Regions from separate parts of the Homo sapiens genome. Here region 1 is linked to region 2. The links are chromatin contacts, found by Hi-C or POLR2A ChIA-PET in ENCODE. All regions are on one chromosome and are shown on one strand. Each heading gives the region's core, a stretch centred on a gene start or an enhancer-like site at or near the end of the contact. The rest is flanking DNA. Distances are from core to core; before and after follow the strand shown.

Region 1 (5,299 bases), core at 1,705-4,204, 59 kb after region 2:
ATACCCGGAAGAAATGCATGCTCAGAGAGACCAAGGAGAATCAAGACAGCCCTTTTTGGGTTTCCCCACTCAGTCTATTAGCATTTACATTGTACACTTTTTGTTCAATCATATTTCTACACCGCTGTCCATACTTTGTTGAACCTAAGCTTAAAAAACGGACAATTTCCCCTGCAGCTTTGGGTCTTCATTCTGAAGGCTCTCGTGCAAACACATTAAATAAATCTGCCTGCCTTTTCTCCAATTAATATGCCTTGTGAGTTGATTTTTTTCAGTGAACCTTCAGAGGGTCAAGCCCTTGGCCACTACAAAACCAAGGTTCCGGAAGGCCAGGTGTCTTGTCAGAACACTCATTGGTTCATTTCAGAGCTGAACTTGAACTAAAGCTTTCTGACTCTACTCTTCCCCGTGAGGGAAGCCTCCATCGCAGCAAAGCAGCTCACTCAACTTTCTTGCTTCTCAACTGCTCCTTTGCCTAGAGAGTCTCCTCCCTACTGATCCACAGCTCTCTGTCTCCCTTCAAAACTGCCTCTTGTGCTGTTTTCTCTCTTCTCCATTCCATAACATGCATGGGCTCAGGTTACACCACAGCTGCGCCGGCCCCTAGAACTTTCTGGGATGATGGAAATGTTCTATTCTGATCTGTCCAATATGGTAGCCAAGAGCCACGTGTGGCTAATGAGCATTTGAAATGGGGCTCAGTGGCTAAAATTTTCATTTGGTTAAATTTTAATGAATGTACATTTATATTTAAATAGCCTCGTGTGGCTAGTGGCTATCCTGCTGTACCATGCAGCTCTGCAGTTGAATTATAGAGTGGATTACATAATCGAGGGCGTGCAGTCCGTCACATGATGGTGCAAACTAGTCATTCCCTGTGTGCCCTCTAGGTCAATGCTCCAGCGGGCTCTGTGCCCTCGAGGCGGACCCTTGAAGACTACAACTCCCAGAATGCTTTGCTCCGTTTCCGGTTTGGTTTGGCTGAGGGGAAGCGCTGGCAGAAGATGAGGGGAGGGAAAGAGATTGGAATATTGCTTCCCTGCTCCCTCCCTGGTTCTGACAGTAGTCCCTTCTGCACAGCTCTGCCTCCACTGGGTTCCAGGAAATGTAGGGCTCGCGATGGCTTCTCTCTGAGGACCTCAAACAGCCGTTATCTATTTCTCTCACCTGTTCCTATCTCTTTAAGGAGTCTCTTCATGGCATGGTCTTCTTTTGAACCATCTAGAAGTTAATTCTTTTTCCTGTTAGGACCCTGATTGGTATGAGGTGGGAGGAATGAATGGTTCATGAAAGCTGCCCACCTGAAGACCTTGAAGTCCCCCCAGTTTCTGAGGTCAAAGTCTGGAGAAGCAGGATTTGATTCTAGATTTCCCTACCTCAAGAGGGAGGGATGCTCTACTGCTTTTTTTCAAATAAGACTTCAAATTGTGGGGAGAGACATTCTTCCAGATTCTTGCTTCACCCCATTGTAAGGCAAAGGCAAATCCTGAGAGCTGGAAGCCCAAGAAACAGAGGAGGTGGGTGGAAGAACTCAGGAGTGTCCCTTAAAACTGTCCTAAGGGTGGAAGAAGATAGGAATGTCCCTTAAAATTGTCCTAAGGTAGGGCTTGCAAGGAGGTGACACAGATCAAAATGTGAAGCTTGATTCTCAGTGAGGACCCACGCAGAGACTGATGTCTGTCTCTCCTTCCTGGATGCTCAGTTAGACTCCGTTTCCCAGCTCTGCAAGTGGGCGCCGCCATGTACGCTCTGGTGACATCGATCAAAATGTGGAGCTTGATTCTCAGTGAGGACCCACGCAAAGACTCATGTCTGTCTCTCCTTCCTGGATGCTCAGTTAGACTCCATTTCCCAGCTCTGCAAGTGGGTGCCGCCATGTAAGCTCTAGCCAGTGGGAGGTAGATGGAAGTCATATGGACTACTTCTGGGTCTGTCCCAGAAACATTTCTCCTGTGCCCTTCTCATGCTCTTTTCCCTTCTGTGGCTTGATATCAAGAAGCATGGAGACTTTGGAAGCCATGGGTTGAAGATGAGGAGCTACAATATGGAACAAGCCTGGGCCCCTGACTTACTGCTTAGAGGAGAGGTGCCTGCTGTTTAAGAATACATTTTTTTTTTGGCCAGGCACGGTGGCTCACGGCTGTAATCCCAGCACTTTGGGAGGCCGAGGCAGGTGGGTCACCTGAGGTCAGGAGTTTAAGACCAGCCTGACCAACATGGTGAAACCCCACCTATACTAAAAATACAAAAAATTAGCCAGGTGTGGTGGCGGGCACCTGTAATTCCAGCTACTGGGGAGGCTGAGTCAGGAGAATGCTTGAACCCAGGAGGTGGAGGTTGCAGTGAGCCGAGACTGGGCCATTGCACTCATGCCTGGAGGATAAGAGCAAAACTCCGTCGCAAAAGAAAAAAAAAAAAAGAATACACCTTTTGAACTTTATCTGTGCAAGAACGAAATTTTTATTGTTTTGAGCCCTTATGCATGTTGGGATTCTTTGTTACAGCTGCAAGCATATCTAATACACTTAATAGGAACTTATAAACAGTAACTAATACACTTGGGCAGGTAAATTGTCAGTTTCATGAGACCATGGATTTGCCTCTTTGGTTCACTGATGGATCTCTGGTGTCTAGAACAGGGCTGAGCAGGTGGAAGGGTTCAATAAGTGTTTGTTGAATGAGCTATCAGCTTCCAATTTTTCTTTGCAGCTGACTGGAAAGCAGAGAAGTATAGTAGATGCAAGCTCTGGCTCCCAGGTGGGAAAGGGTTGGGTTTATATCCTGCCTGATTATTTACTAATTGTCTACATTGGGCAATTGCCAAGCCTCAGTTTCCTCATAGGGAGGTTGGAGAATTATATAAAAGCTCTTTCTTTTTGTGGACAGAGTGAGGATTCAACGTGATCATTCATGAGAAGTGCTGAGCACACCACCTGATGCATAGTAAGTGCTCAGGAAGTAGCGGTCATGATTATCTGGACTTTTCTCATTCTCTGGGCAAACAAAAAGCACAGAAGCTGCCCCTGCAATAGGCTCTGACAAATTTCAGGCCCCGAGGGGAGGGAGGCCAGGCTTGAGCCTGGGATTATAGCCAAAGACCAGCTCAGGAAACAATATTACATTCCCATGATCCTCCTGCGATCCCAGGAGGGCTTGAGCCTCTGTTTCTTGTCCTGACCTCAGACTAACTCTGCAGAAATGCTGCTCGGGGCTTGGACTAGCTGCTCTGGTTCAGGGAGCCCCATTGAGACCTGGAACTTAGAGGGCCTGGTGGAGTCCTCAAGACTAATGTGGGGAATGAGCCATAGTTTAATTCAGGACACCCCACTTTTTTCAAGTATTATTATTATCACCAGCCTGGAGTTATGCGTGATTGGGCAGATGCCTTAGGACTGATCAGGTTTTTCTCCTCCATTAATTAAAATGTGAATCACAGCTGAGTCACTAAAGAAAACGGTTAATGAGCAATTCTGACTTCCTCCCTCCTTCCTTGCTCAGAGAGATGAGTCAGCAGAAGTCCAGATCCAAAAATGAGAAGAAGAAGAAGAAGAAGAAGAAGAAGGAGAGAAAAGGAAAAAAAAAAAAGCCCAGAAGAGATGTAGGGCTTGGGAAAGCAGGAGCAAAATGAACCTGAACCATATTATTCTTTGTCTTAGCAGAAAAAAGTTCCCAAATCGCTATCCCAAGGCCTAACGGTCAAATCCTCTAATGAGCACGACCAGTTCTCATTTTTACAGACAGACCCACAGGCACCCAGAGATGGATCCAAGCCCCAGCAATCTCCTTTCTTGCTTTCCTCAAGCAACGACAGGCTCCTCACCATGCCAAAAACAACCACCAACCTCCACCTTTCTTTTTCTGCTTCGTTTTCCCCACAAAGCCCAGGCTCTCCTTTGAATTCAGACATCATGGTCATGTTTCATAAGATAAGGGACGAGTGAGGAGCTGGGGTGCCTCCGGTCAATAGGAAAGGGCCATGGGGAGTAACAGTAGAAGATTTCAGAAGTGGGGAGGTCCCTCAGAATCAGGGAAGCTACGTAACTCAAAACATGATTCCTGGAGCCAGGCTAAGCCTGGATCCTGGCTTCGTGTAGAGCTAATCAATCTTTCTGAGCCTCAGTTGTCTCATCTGTAAAATGGGGAGAGTAAAAATACCTACGCAGTGTTGCAAAGATGAAAAAGTCAGCACCCATCAGAAGTTAACAATTATAATATTCATTAGAAAACTATGATCCAAGAATTTCTGCCTCACCCATAGGGTCACCCCAAAGCAAGATGATCAGACAGGTTGGGGAGATGGTCCTCACTGAGCACTGGCACACACACTTGAACAGGTGTGTGTGTGTGGGTGTGCAAGCTCTCATGTGTGTGCATGCAATTTCCCCTCCCAAATCAACTGATCATGTATAACACTGCACATTCGACTTTTGACTTTTGCAGGATGAATTTTCATGATGCCTATTTATATTTTCAAATTATGAGCAGGGGCTTTCACCAATTACCCCTGTCTTGACCCCTTGTTATTCAAATGATTCTCTTTTGAAGAGCCTGCAGTGTCCCAGTCCTTGTCAATTTTTAACTAGATGAATACTGTCCAGATCCCATCTGCTAATGTCTGGGGGTGTGATTTCAGCAGCTTGCCACCATCATGCTCACTGACTTTAAGAAATCTTCTATTTTTTGCAAGGTTGGTAATTTCTAAGTCAGTTTGCCTTGGACTTGTGCTAGAGTGTAAGATAATATTTAACAATCTAGAACAGTGACTCTCAACCAGGGGTGATTTCACCTCCCAGGGGACATTTGGCAATGTGTGGAGACATTTTTGGTTCTCACAACTGGGGCGCGGGCGCTACTGGCATCAAGTAAGTTGAGGCAGTGCACAGGATAGCTCCCATTTTGGAGCTAATAATGCAGCCCCCAAAGTCATCAGTGCTGTGGCGGAGAAACTCTGACCTAGAACCCAGGGGGCCATGGCGGTCCTGAGGCAGAGTCTTGCTCTGTCATTCAAGTTGGAGTAAAGTGGCGTGATCTTTGCTCACTGCAACCTCCACCTCCCAGGTTCAAACGATTCTCCTGCCTCAGCCTCCTGAGTAGCTGGAATTACAGGCACCCACCGCCACACCCAGCTAATTTTTCTATTTTTTTAGAGACAGGGTTTTGCCATGTTGGCCAGGCTGGTCTTGAAATCCTGACCTCAGGTGATCTGCCCGCCTCAGCCTCCCAAAGTCCTGGAATTACAGACCTGAGCCACTGTTGCCTGTCCAGGACTCACTTTTACAAGTAGTCAATTCAGTCAGTT
Region 2 (5,237 bases), core at 1,898-4,397:
TGTCAGGGCAGGGGTAGCCTTTGAATAGTTGATCACCCTGTGACACCTGCAGAATGCAGGGCTCTCAAGTGTGGCTTTAAAAGCCCACCTTTAAAAGCATGTATGACACTGCTGCTGCCTGGAAGAAAGGCTAAAATGAGAAAGAAGTTAAGATGAGGTCATTACTACCAGGTGTCTGTGAAGCTGTGGAGCAACTGGAACCCTCATAATCTGCCAATGGGAGGGCACCATGCTGTATTCATCTCCTGTGGCTGCTGTAACAAGGAACCACAACCTAGGTGGCTTAAACAACAAAGATTTATTGTCTTACAGTTATAGAGGCCAAAAATCCAAGCTCAAGGTGTCAGAAGGGCTGGTTCCTTCTGAGAGCTGTGAGACAGAATCTGTTTTATGCCTCTCTCCTAGCTTCTGGCGGTTTGCTGGCAATCTTTGCTGATTCTTGGCTTGTAGAGGCATCATCCTGAGCTCTGCCTTTGTTTAAACATGGCATTCTTCCTGTGAGTGTGCCTGTCTCTGTGCCAAAATCTCCCCTTTTTATATGGACACCATCGTATTAGATTAGGACCCACCCTAATGATCTCATCTTAACTGCTATGGTTGGTGCAAAAATAACGGCAGTTTTGCCAATGGCAAAACCTTTACATGTGCAATGAATCTATTTCCAAATAAGGTCACATTCTGAGGTACTGGGGGTTAGGACTTCAACATATGAATTTTGGGGTGAGACAATAAAACCCATAACACATGGTACAACTACTTGAAAAATTGGTTGAGAGTTTCTATGCTAAAATTAAGTCATGCTTAACAATGGGCATACATTCTGAAAAATGTGTCACTAGGTCATTTTGTTGTGCAAACATCATGGAGTGTACTTACACAAACCTAGATGGTATAGCCTACTACACACCTAGGCTGCATGGTCTCGCCTATTGCTCCTAGGCTACAAACCCATACAGCATGTTATTCTATGGAATACTGTAGGCAATTGTAACTCTATAGTGTATCTAAAAATATCTAAAAACAGGCCGGGTGCGGTGGCTCACGCCTGCAATCCCAGCACTTTGGGAGGCCGAGGCGGGCAGATCATGAGGTCAGGAGATCGAGGCCATCCTGGCTAACATGGTGAAACCCCGTCTCTACTAAAAATACAAAAAAAATTAGCCGGGCCTGGTGACGGGCGCCTGTAGCTACCTGGGAGGCTGAGGCAGGAGAATGGCGTGAACCCAGAAGGCGGAGCTTGCAGTGAGCGGAGATCACACCACTGCACTCCAGCCTGGGCAACAGAGCGAGACTTCGTCTCAAAAAAAAAAGAATCTAAAAACAGAAAAGCTATAGTAAAAATACTGTATGATAATCACTGTTATGTATTCGGTCCATTATGGGACCACTGTTACATATTTGATCTGTTGTTGACCAAAATGCCATTGTGCAGTGTATAACTGTATGTACCTTTGCCAACACCCAGTAATTCTTGGATAGTTACTGATCCAAGATCACTACAATTAGATAGTAATTCCGAAATAGTAATTCTGAATAATTACACAACAGAAAGCACACACAAGAACATTCATAGCAATGGTATTCATCATAGCTCCAAATTGCAAACAATCCACACTGTTATCAATAGGAGAGAGAGGATACATGCAATGAACAATGCCACAGGTCACATGAGATCTTAAAAAGTTAACGTCAAGCAAAAGAAGCCAGACTTCATTTATGCAAAATACAAAACAGGCTAAACTGGTGAATGATGCTCAAAGTCCTGGTAGGGGTACCCTTGCGGGGAGGTAGTGACTAGGAACAGGATATGAGGGGGGCTTCTGGGGCTGAGAAGTTTCTGTTTCCTCATTTGTGTGCTGGTTACATGGATGTGTTTAGTTTGTGACAATTAATCAAGCTCTTCACTTATAATCCGCGGATTTTTCTGTATGTTTATTCTACTTCAATTCTTAAAAAGTTGTTTTTTTTTGAGACGGAGTCTTACTCTGTTGCCGAGGCTGGAGTGCAGTGGCATGATCTCAGCTCACTGCAACCTCTGCCTCCCGGGTTCAAGCAATTCTCTTGCCTCAGCCTCCTGAGTAGTTGGGATTACAGGCGCCCGCCACCATGCCTGGCTAATTTTTGTATTTTTAGTAGAGATGGGGTTTCACCATGTTGGTCAGGCTGGTCTTGAACTCCTCACCTCCTGATCTGCCTGCCTTGGCCTCCCAAAGTGCTGTAATTACAGGCGTGAGCCACTGAGCCCGGCAGAAGTTTTTTTTTAATAGTCAACTTTACCTTAAAAAGAAAGAAAATGCTGATACGTGCTGCAACATGGGTGAACCTTGAGGGCATTATGCTATGTGAAATAAACCAGTCATAAAAGGGAAAATCCTGTATGATTCCATTTATAGGAGGTCCCTAGAGTCGTCAGATTTATAAAAACAGAAAGTAGCATGGTGGGTGCCAAGGGCTGGGGGAGGGGGAACAGGGAGTTCGCGTTTAGTGGGGACAGAGTTACATTTGGAAGATGGAAAAGTTTGGGAGATGGATGGTGGTGACAGTTGCACAACAATGTGAATGTATTATACTTAATTTCACGAAACTGTATCCTTAAAAATGGTTAGGATGACAACAATATATTAATGGTTTCAAATAGCTAGAAGGAGGAGCTTGAATGTTCCTAACAGAAAGAAACAATAAAGGTCTGAGAAGATGGATATGCTAATTACCCTGATCTGAGCACTACGCATTATATGCATTGAAACGTCACTATGTACCCCATGAATAAGTACAATTACTTGTCAATTAAAAAATGTTACAAAGTTAAAAAAAATATTAGGATGGTAAATTTTATGTCATGTGTGTTTTGCCATGGATTAAAAAAAAAAAAAAGCACTGAAAATAAAACTAACAAAGTCAGCTTTAATCATGGACACAGACAGGTTCTGGGGACAATGAATGTGCCAGCCACCAGCCCACATCCTTGTTTTAACGAGCTCAGAAATGCCAATGCTTTGCTTCTGGAAGGTTCTGGAAGAAAGAACCGAGTCAGCGGAACATTGCTGGACAGAAGGCAGCACTGGCTTTGTGCTCCTCTCTCCATCACTTTGGCGGCTGAGGGTTCTCGTTCCCATTTCTCAGGGCTAAATATAGCCCAGGGAACGAAACTCTGCACCGGCCGCCAGTAGGGAGACTCTGAGCCATCACGAGGAGCAGGCTCAGATGACAGGGACAGGGTGGAGGATGGGGGAGAGGGACAGGACTGAAAGGGAAAAACAGCCGAGGCCCTTCCATACCAAGGCAGCCCGTCCATCTCAGGTGCTGCCAACAAGACCCGAATCTGCCCTTGCCTGGGTCCTCGACAAGCTTGGGAACCTCTGGCCACAGGACATGCTACCCAGCACCACAACAGACACACGTGGAGGCTTGGACTGTTTGAGCTCATTTAATCCTCTCATGAACCCCAGGAGTGGGTATATAATTATCCCCATCCTCCCGGGTGAGAAAGCTGAGGCACAGAGAGGTCTATTTTTTTTTTTTTTTTTTTTGAGATGGAGTCTCACTCTGTCACCCAGGCTGGAGTGCAATGGCACTATCTTGGCTCACTGCAACCTCTACATCCTGGGTTCAAGCAATTCTCCTGCCTCACCCTCCCAAGTAGTTGGGATTACAGGTGCTTGCTACCATGCCCAGCTAATTTTTCTATTTTTAGTAGAGGCGGGGTTTGACCATGTTGGCCAGGCTGGTCTCGAACTCCCGACCTCAGGCGATCCACTCACCTCGGCCTCCCAAAGTGCTGGGATTACAGGTGTGAGCCATCACGCCTGGCCGAGAGGTCAAGTTACATGCCCACAGTTCTGTTGTGGGTTGCAGTGGGTCTCTCCAAAAAGATGCATTGAAGAAGTCCTAATCCCTGGTACCTATGAATTGGAAATAGGGTCTTTGCAGATGGAATCAAGTTAAGATCAGGTCATTAGGGTGGAACCTCATCCTAAATGACGGGTTTCCTTATAAAAAGAGGACATCTGGGCAGAGCACAGTGGCTCACATCTGCAGTCCCAGCTACTCAGGAGGCTGAGGTAGGAGGATTGCTTGAGGCCAGGAGTTTGAGGCTGTAGTGAGCTATGATCGCACCACTGCACTCCAGCCTGGGAGACAGAGCAAGACCCTGTGTCTAAAATAAAGAAACAAACAAACAAATAAGTAAATAATAAGAAAAGGAGAAACCTGGGCACAGAGACAACCTTGCACAGAGGGAGAAGGCCATGTGAAATGGAGATGAAGGCGGGATCAGGGTGATACGTCTACAAGACAAGGACCACCAAGCACTGTTGGCAAACCACCAGAAGCTAGGAGGGAGGCAAGAAGGGATTTCAGACCAAGTCTCAGGAGGCACCATGGCCCAGCTGACATCTTGATGGTCTGTGGCCCAGCTGACCTTGATGGTCTGTGGACTCCTGGCCTCCTGAACTGCGAGAGAATAAATAAATTTCTGTTGTTTTCAGCTACTCTATTTGTGGTTCTTTGTGGTTCAAGCTACAGGAAATAAATGAAGTTACTCAGTTACTGAATGGCAGAGGGGGCCTCCAACCCTCCCATCTCCTTGCTTTTATCTCCTCCCCTTTTCCCTCGCTCATTCGGTTCCAGCCACCTGGCTTCCTTGCAGTTTCTCAACCACGCCAAGCACAGTCCTACCTCGGCCCTTGCACAGGCTGTCCCTCCCTGCCTGGAATGCTCTTTCCTGAGATTGCTACATGGTTTCCCCTCACCTCCTTCAGGTTTTTTACTCAAATGCCACCTTCTGAGGGAGGCCTCCCCTGATGGCCCTTTACAATTGCACCCCTCATTTCTGGTCCCCATTGTTTCTTTTTTCCCATTTGCATTTCACCGCCTATATACTTTACTTATTTCTCTTGTTCTCTCGTCTTCCTGGCTGGAATGTCCATTCGACAAGAGGGAGGGGCTTTGTCCTTTTTGTTCCCTGCTGTATTCCTGTATTCCCAGCCCCCTAGGACAACATCTGGCACACAGTCGGTGCTCAATAAGTGGTGTCTGTTGAATGACTGATTGAGAGGTGTGTCCAAGTTCCCTGCATAGCTCAGATCGTCAACCCCAAGCCAAGCTCCCTCCTGAACTCTCATCTGCACCATCCTCTCTGGGGAGTGGGCTTCTGCTGCCTGATTTTAGAGACACTTTTTCTCTTCCAAACTCATCCAATTATTCAATTCCATACTCTGGAATCAACAATTCCCAGG

What was found. A loop is a pair of places that touch in the nucleus more often than their neighbours do. ChIA-PET counts read pairs that join two places held with the same protein, here RNA polymerase II (POLR2A).
Region 1: a map of astrocyte of the cerebellum shows a loop between it and region 2 (11-fold over the local background). The contact joins two enhancer-like sites. A Hi-C loop is called at or near these places in 4 of 168 maps with a recorded cell type or tissue (astrocyte of the cerebellum, chondrocyte, endothelial cell of hepatic sinusoid and 1 more). POLR2A ChIA-PET finds 5 or more read pairs at or near these places in 3 of 52 experiments (Panc1, activated CD4-positive, alpha-beta T cell and activated naive CD8-positive, alpha-beta T cell).

Annotation. Positions count from the first base shown.
Region 1 is chr19:13,395,862-13,401,160 of GRCh38, forward strand. All of the region lies in intron 3 of CACNA1A (calcium voltage-gated channel subunit alpha1 A), which reads right to left. Among named protein-coding and RNA genes, the nearest start is that of CACNA1A, 110 kb to the right of the region's middle. RefSeq lists enhancers at 2,846-4,045, 3,368-3,512, 4,459-4,959, 4,960-5,299 and a cis regulatory region at 3,435-3,445. Within about 2 kb of position 2,955, at least 7 of the 41 ENCODE cell types and tissues checked have a DNase peak (open chromatin) inside an H3K27ac peak, as active enhancers do.
Region 2 is chr19:13,336,915-13,342,151 of GRCh38, forward strand. The region is part of intron 6 of CACNA1A (calcium voltage-gated channel subunit alpha1 A); the gene reads right to left. Among named protein-coding and RNA genes, the nearest start is that of CACNA1A, 170 kb to the right of the region's middle. Within about 2 kb of position 3,148, at least 2 of the 41 ENCODE cell types and tissues checked have a DNase peak (open chromatin) inside an H3K27ac peak, as active enhancers do.